Linked DNA regions of Homo sapiens: region 2 is linked to region 1. The links are chromatin loops, found by intact Hi-C in ENCODE. Cell type or tissue: Calu3. All regions are shown on one strand.

Region 1 (4,000 bases):
AGTTCAGCTTATTAGCACACGTTGAACCTAAAAATCTTATTATTTCTTTTTAGCAGTTCTTTTCAGTTCAAGATGCAATCATTTCTTCCCTGACTAGGTCTACAAAATACCAGCTATCTGTAAGCACGATTACTAGGTAGTTACTTTTCTAATCACTGCTACGAGTTCCCTCTGGTTCTTCTTAATGTCTCTGAGAAAACCATAAACAAACCTGCTTCTGGGTTTTTCCCCACTTTTATGCTTATGTTTGTAGAATCTACTTTTCATCCGAAGCATTATCTGGCCTCCCCACTAATTTACTGTAACATTCACTGTCTCCTGTTCTGGGTTCTTGTAACACTTAATGTCCTTGATGTTTATAAGAAGCACCATTTATTACTGTAATATTTTTGTGTATGTATATCATAATATCTCCATTAGACTGCAAGTTATTTGAAGATAAGGACCAAATCTCATGTTTATTTTCTCTTTCCTTTTCTGCTTTCCCATAACTAACACAGAATCTTGCTATGGCAGGGATAGATTGGCACGTATTTTCTAGCCTGTACTCTTCCTGTCTCTAGGCTAAACACTCCTCTGCCTGTAGCACTGAAGATCTAGGCCGTACTCATAGGTGACACAGCTGGTTGCTCAAGGCTGATTTTTACCAAGATGGAACCTAACCCATGCGGCATCAATTAGATTCTAATTTCTAAAAATAGGACCCAGGAAGGACAATTAGTTTTTGTTGACTGCTCATCCTGAGTCAATGTAAAGACAGAGATGGGGAGGTCATTTACGGTCATGTGGATAGGAGTCAACATGGCATGAGAACAAAAAAAAAAAATGAAGCCAGGCTTCCAAAAGAAACAGAAGTGAGGGGCCATGTGCCGGGAAGTTGGAGAACATAACCTAATCTCCTGTCCTTCTGGCCAAAGCCACTTCCAATCATTCTTTTCCACATATCCTAATTTTATCTTCTCCATAGCACCTATCAGAGTTTGAAATAATTTTTTTTTTTTGAGATGGAGTTTCGTTCTTGTTGCCCAGGCTGGAGTACAATGGCACGATCTTGGCTCACTGCATCCTCCACCTCCCAGGTTCAGGTGATTCTCCTGCGTCAGCCTTCCTGAGTAGCTGGGATTACAGGCATGCATCATCACACCCGGCTAATTTTTTTGTATTATTAGTTGAGATGGGGTTTCACCATGCTGGTCAAGCTGGTCTCGAACTCCTGACCTCAGGTGATTCGCCCGCCTGGGCCTCCCAAAGTGCTGGGATTACAGGTGTGAGCCACTGGGCCTGGCCTGAAATGAAATTTTTAACTTATTTGGCCATGAGTGTATTTTGTGTCTCTCCCTTCTAGAATGTACTTCATATCAGCAATGACTTTGGCGTGTTCACTGCTGCCTCTCTAGCACTTGGACCAATATGCCTAACATAGCCACACTCAATCATATATGTGGAATAAATGAAGACACGAATAAATATTTAAATGAATTCCTCTTTCTTAGAAGTTTAAGGGACTTGGAGCACAGACCATGTTGATATATTCAGAGGGAAAATCAGAACACGAGGTGTGACTTGGGACAGGGGAGTCACAGTGGAAAGTTCTTAACCAGGCTGAGGTTACACAGTGGTTTGGGGAAATAGAAGAGAAAGAAGGAACAGGGAAAAAGAGGTCCCAAAAAAGAGATTGGGAGGAAATCAGAGAATAAGCTCTCCATTTAGAGATTTTGCTGTTTGCTGCCCTTGTACGACAGCAGGTAAAGTAAGTGCCTCCAAATAGCCAGCTGCCAGGATAGCCTGAGAAAGGGGTGGGAAACAGGGGCTGGAGAGAACAGAAGACTTGGGGCCTTTTACAGCAAGTGCAAACTTTCACACCTGTCGCTATAAATCAAGAGGTTTATGGGGCGGCAATATTTACACTGTAATTAAAAAATCATAAAGCAAGCACCCTTTCAGGTTGTGGAAAACAAAACTCTCAAGTTCTACAGCAGCGGCTGTTAATCAGTTACTCCTAACGATCTGCTGCCCAGATTGGGTGCTTACTCGGCCACAAACAGCAAACAGGACAATGGGAGAAAGTGGGATTTGCACACGATAACGGCTTTCAGAGGTGGCTAGGACTTGGCCAGAAACCTTTCAGTTTACTGCATAGTCTCTATTGGAGCTTGGGAAAATATTTTCTGTGAACCTAGTTGGCAGCTTAGGTTTCCTTCTCCCCTGTTCCCATGTGGAACTGAAGTCCATTTACTAAGGTGAGTATGGTGGCAGTATTAGGCACTGTGGGTAGGGTTAGTGGCAGACACAGAATTTAACATGGGGGAATAACTTACCTATGGAAGTGGCAGACCCACCACATGCACCTGGAATTGCAGACCTGAAAACTGGGCAAGCTGAAGTTCACCTCAGTCTTTTTGGTGTCTCCTGCCCTTCTGGTAGGTCTTCTTTCCATCCAGAGGCCAGGCCCGCCAGTTGCTGTTGGGCACACAGAACAGTCCAGGCCAGTCCTTCAGGCTCCTGCCTGTTTCTGCACCCTTTACCGCCCTCTCATTCCCCTCCACCTCATTTCAACCTCAGGGGCCTTCTTTCAGCTCCTGGAAGGAATGGTGCTGTCTCACCATCAGGGCCTCATATGCTTTCTGCCCAGTATTCCCCTGCAGCGTTCCTTCTCATTTTTCAGATCACTGCCTTAGAATGGTCTGCTCTAAATTGGAGAAGCCATCCCTGTTTTTTATCCTTTCTAAATTTGTTTTTCATTGATACATAATATTTGTACAATTCATGGGGTACATGTGATATTTTGTTACACGCATAGAATGTGTGATGATCAAGTCAGGATATTTACGATATCCATTACCTCGAGTGTTTATCGTTTCTATGTGTTGGGATAATTTCAAGTCCTGTCATTGTCTTCCACAGCACTTTCCACAATCAGTGATGAGATACTCATGCTTTCACTTTCTTCTTTTTCCTCACCGTGTTGCTCAACCATGGCATGGCTCTTTCACACACCCCTGAATATACAAGGCCTTGCACAGTGTCTGGCATATAGAAGCTTAATTTACACTTGTTGAATGAATGAATGAATGAATACCAATCAATTGTGCTTCCCAATTTGGCTTTCCAAGTTTGACAACTGGGATGAAATATCCAGAAAGAATTTGTCCTTATTTTCTTTCTCTGTCACTACCTAATGTGGTTTATACAATATATAATTTTGTTTCCTTCCTTCTCTAACCCTCAAAGTGGAAATTCCCACTATTGTGGGAATTTCAACAGCTGTACGTATGAGGAGGAAGGTCACATTTTGGCAGGCATTAATTTACACCACACGGCAAATACTGTCGGACATGGTGGAAGAATTCCTGGCCTTGCTTCCAGTAGACCTGATTTTGAATATTGCCTTATATACACATTAGAGTAAATCATTGCACCTCTATGAACTTCACTTTCCTTATCATTGCAATAAATACAAAATGAGCTATCATTTAAGGAAATCTTTTGCAAATGATCAAGAAGACATAATTATTTCATCATTTTTATTCCACTGATCATAAGGTTCTCCTGCATTAGGCGGTGGTCTGGGGTTCCCTGTATACAATCTGGGGTCATGAAATTCACCTCCTTTCCTACCCTCCTTTGCCACCTGGAGTAATCTTCTCAACTTGTGCCCTCTGTGAGGACTCTCCCCTGTTTTCATCCACTGGCACTGTGCTTTTCCTTTGGCCCTGGCCATGTGATTACTTGTAGGAGGATGCTTCCAAGGCCTCTGAGAGTATCAGTAAAAGTGCTAACCCTGTCACCCTCCACTGTTCTTGTTTCTTGGGTTGTATTCATTTTATTAGCAAAATACACAGGCCTAGTGAAATGTAATAGACTTCTACCTCCAAAGATAATTAGAAGCCCATTTATTTGCCAATTCAATGAAAAGGCAACCACAAAAGGAAACCAGCTTTTATCAGCACATGCTCACAGCTCAGATCCCTGTGGTGTTGTGCTGCTCTGGCACTTGTGA
Region 2 (4,000 bases), 97 kb after region 1:
CCCAGTAATGGGATTGCTGGGTCAAATGGTATTTCTGGTTCTACATCCTTGAGTAATTGGCACACTGTCTTCCACAATGGTTGAACTAATTTATACTGCCACCAACAGTGTAAAAGCATTCCTATTTCTCCACATCCTCTCCAGCATCTGTTGTTTCCTGACTTTTAATGATCGCTATTCTCACTGGTGTGAGATGTTATCTCATTGTGGTTTTGATTTGCATTTCTCTAGTGACTAGTGATGATGAGCTTTTTTTTCATATGTTTGTTGGCTGCATAAATGTCTTCTTTTGGGAAGTGTCTGTTCATATACTTTACCCACTTTTTGATGGGGTTGTTTTTTTCTTGTAAATTTGTTTAAGTTCCTTGTAGATTCTGGATATTAGCCCTTTGTCAGATGGATAGATTGCAGCAATTTTCTCCTATTCTCCAGGTCTTCCAACCTATTTTTATATAAATTTAAGTTCTTGAATTTGTTGTTTTTGTTTTCGGTATTGACCTAATTTTCAATTTATGTTGACATGCAGTCTCTATATCTATGTATGTACATATTAGTTGCTTAGAAAACAGAAACCATGTCTATTCCAGATTATATATTTTCATAGTTTTTAGCATGATCACATTTCAGGAGCACACACAATGTTAAATATAGTTATGCCACTTTCATTTTAACTGCTTCTATATTTTACTTAAAACAAATTAATAGATCTATTGTTTATTACTATCATCATGTAGTGTGAACATGCCATTCTTATTTTATGTAAATATCTTGTTGAGATATTTTTCTCATTCATGGTAATCAATACTCAATGAAAAAGAAGTTAGATTTAATCAAATCATGCATCATTTCAAATAAAATAATTACCTATTTATGAGTAATGTTATGTCAGTTTTAAAAATATCAACTTTCTAAAACCAAAATTACAACACTTAATTGAAATTTCCTAGGCTAAGTAAAAATTTCGGAAGTCACACAAATGACTCTCCAATTTCTACTTATTCCATAATGTTTTTCCACACTGAATGGAGAAGTTGTTTGTAATTACAAACATTCCCTAGTGGTGGGAGAGCAATTTCATGTGATGTGTAGGGATGAGGTCTCTAGAGCCAGGCTGCTTGAATGTGAATTCTGATTGGTCGCTTAATATTTGTAAGACCTCAAGCAATTCATTTAACAAATGCCTTAGTTTCCTTATCTGTGAAATGGGCATGAAATAAATCAGTATGTGTGGAATGTGAAGAATGGAGCATGCCACATAAAAAACCTTCATAACTGATACCTATTACTCTTATTAAAAGGTCTTTTCACTGCCACTAATACCAGTGCATTTGCTTCATTTCCTCTGGTAAGTTTTATCTTTGAAGAAAAAAAAAAAAAAGCAAAACAAAACAACTTCTCCACTTCCCCATGAGTCTGCACCTCAAGAATGTTATTTTTAGACAAACCTACTACACCTTTAAGAAGAAAAAATGGTAGACCAGTTAGATATTACATCAGGATCTAGTCTTAGTAATTGCATTAATGTATCTACCCTTTAATTCTAACATCAATAGTAAGATCAAAAATTGCCATTAATATACACCAACTCGACAAAATTAGAAATTAGATCCTCTTTCCAAAGTCTAAGCAAGTTTCTGTCAAACAAGGGAAGCTATGTTAAAATAAGATCATTGTTATGACTCCTAGAAAGAAAATAAAACATCCCAAAAAATCAACAAACACAACAAATAAAAATCATCATACATATATATGTGTGTATATATATATTCATATATGTGTATTTATGTATAAACACACATGGGTATTAGGAGAATCTATGACACTTGTAACATAAGTCTTTAGGATAGGATTAAAATATTATTCTTGTTGACATTTTGGGTATTTCTACACATGGTAAGAAAAGATTCAAGAATTTGGTTTGAAAAATGCCCAGGTGTTAATGTGCTAGTTCAGTCAAGCATGCCCTGGAGACCTAACCTTCCCCCCACCACCCCAGGGATGCAATGCTGTTCTGGTTTAGTGGGTACCACCATTAATGTGATCTTTACAGAGGTGGCCTGAATGAGTTATCACTACAATGCTCTTGGAATGAAAAGCACCACATCAGTACTTATTGTGCTTTGCATTTTTTATGATTCAAATCTTTTACAAGAGATGAGCAGCTCCTAAAGATATTAGAAGAGTGGTTTATAAATAGGAAGTGGCCATAGTTGCAATTCATTGGTTTCTGAAGAGCTCTAATTGCTACATGAATATTTTTATCTCGGAAATGTTAATCGAAACATTCACTAAATAACAGAAAAAAGGCAAGACTATAAATAATAATGCTACTTAAGGCATATAGAGTTACTTTTAGAAAACTTGAAGGTATAATTTTGTTTCCGTCCTACAGGAAGACTAATAAAAATAAAACCCTCTCTCAGAATAGACCATTATTGCTTACGACATCTGTGTCCACATGTTGCTCCAAAAGCAATGGCCACTGATGCCTCCATCTTGGCGTGGGGCATCCCACGTTGGCTGCCATTTTGTGTTTCTTCCTGTGTAACAACAGGCCAGCAGCCTATATACAGCTGTTTTTATCAGCTATAAAAGATAATTTTGCTGTATTAACTCCATAAGTTTGATAGAGCCAGCAAGACTTCTGTGGCATAATAGCTTAATTTTTCATTCTAATAATAACTGCCTGCCAGTTGAAATGAATAGGAGCAAAAACAAACATTCCTATTCTATAACATGATCCGTGACAGATGTACCACTTAGGAGGCCCTGGGCAGGAAAGGCCCGTCCCCCTCCAATTCTGCTCATGGCATTAAAAGCATGAACACTAGGGAGAAATTCTGACAGGAAAGGAACTCACCAGAAAGTGGCCTGGCTGTCCCACACTTAAATCCACAATTGGCTGGAGGCCTGATTTAAGATGAGGCACATTTTAGATCTTTACATAGTGCTGTGTTTTTTTCTCAGTCGCAGTCTTCTTCAGCTTTGAAGGTTCCCTGGAAAATTCTAGTCTATTTTCTTCCCTCTTTTTTCTTTTCTCCCCCACCCTTCTACCACTATATGCATAAAAAGTGAATAATTCAATTATTCACCTGTTTGTATAGATTTTTTGGTTGACAACTTAAAAGTGTTTCTTCTTAAATGCCAGGACAAATCTTGATACATTTAAGTGAAAATAAGGTCATGCAAGTTTGTGCCAACAAGCTACTCAGGCTTTATGTAGTTATCGATTTGTCTACCTAATGAGACTGAATATCAGCAAATTGTTTTTCATTCTTTATAAGAGAGATCACTTTCTGGAAGGAAAATTTAGTGAATTCCAATGCAAATTTACTATTTTGAGAATGCAGTGGATTTATTTTCATCAATAAATCAACATTTTCATTTACTCTTGTTCTCCCTTCCGTTTTTTTTTGCAAATGATTTTGATCCTTCATCCAAGAAAGCTCAAAACCTTTTAACTCTCTTCTTCATTAGATTATCACAATAATTTTTCCTTTCCTTTTTATATGTTTTTCTATATTTTCAAGGTTTTCTAAGAGAATATCTTTTGCTTTTTAAATTGCAAGTGGAGAGATTTCTAGATATATAATTTTTAATATACCTTTCAAATTATTTAACAACTTAATGTTATACATATGGAAATTTACAAAAGAATACCTCAGCATAACTGATAGGTGAACTGTGCACAATCCCATTTTACAGGAAACAGTACTAAGCTGGGAAGAGGATAAAGGATCATGTAGAAATCCATTGTTTTAAAACACCTGTATTACAGAAGAGGCATTTTTTCTTGATGATCTTGAAAAGTTTATACTTCTCCTCATCCAGTCAGTATTAATATTAACCACTTGTAATGATACCATAAAAAGTACTTCCTTAGAAGGTAGTACCAAACACAATTTTCTATGCTTCTTTTTTGAACTATTTTTCCAAAATAATTTCGAACTCACAGAAAAATTGTAAGAACAGTAGAAGAAACTTCTGAATATTCTTTACC

Evidence for each region. Hi-C counts contacts between places; a loop is a spot of excess contacts. Peaks named below come from ENCODE experiments on the same cell type or tissue, not always from the same donor. Only the 100,000 strongest peaks of a DNase experiment are listed, where the experiment ranks them.
Region 2: a loop joins it to region 1, with 2.0 times the contacts of the local background. A loop is called at or near these places in 1 of 110 quality-filtered maps.

Annotation. Positions count from the first base shown.
Region 1 is chr2:67,035,938-67,039,937 of GRCh38, forward strand. No RefSeq gene overlaps it. Among named protein-coding and RNA genes, the nearest start is that of LINC01828, 49 kb to the right of the region's middle. In Calu3, no CTCF peak of the experiment used is centred here; a DNase peak (open chromatin) is centred at 2,004.
Region 2 is chr2:67,132,592-67,136,591 of GRCh38, forward strand. All of the region lies in intron 1 of LINC01828 (long intergenic non-protein coding RNA 1828), which reads left to right. All of the region lies in intron 6 of LINC01829 (long intergenic non-protein coding RNA 1829), which reads right to left. Among named protein-coding and RNA genes, the nearest start is that of LINC01828, 48 kb to the left of the region's middle. In Calu3, no CTCF peak of the experiment used is centred here; no DNase peak of the experiment used is centred here.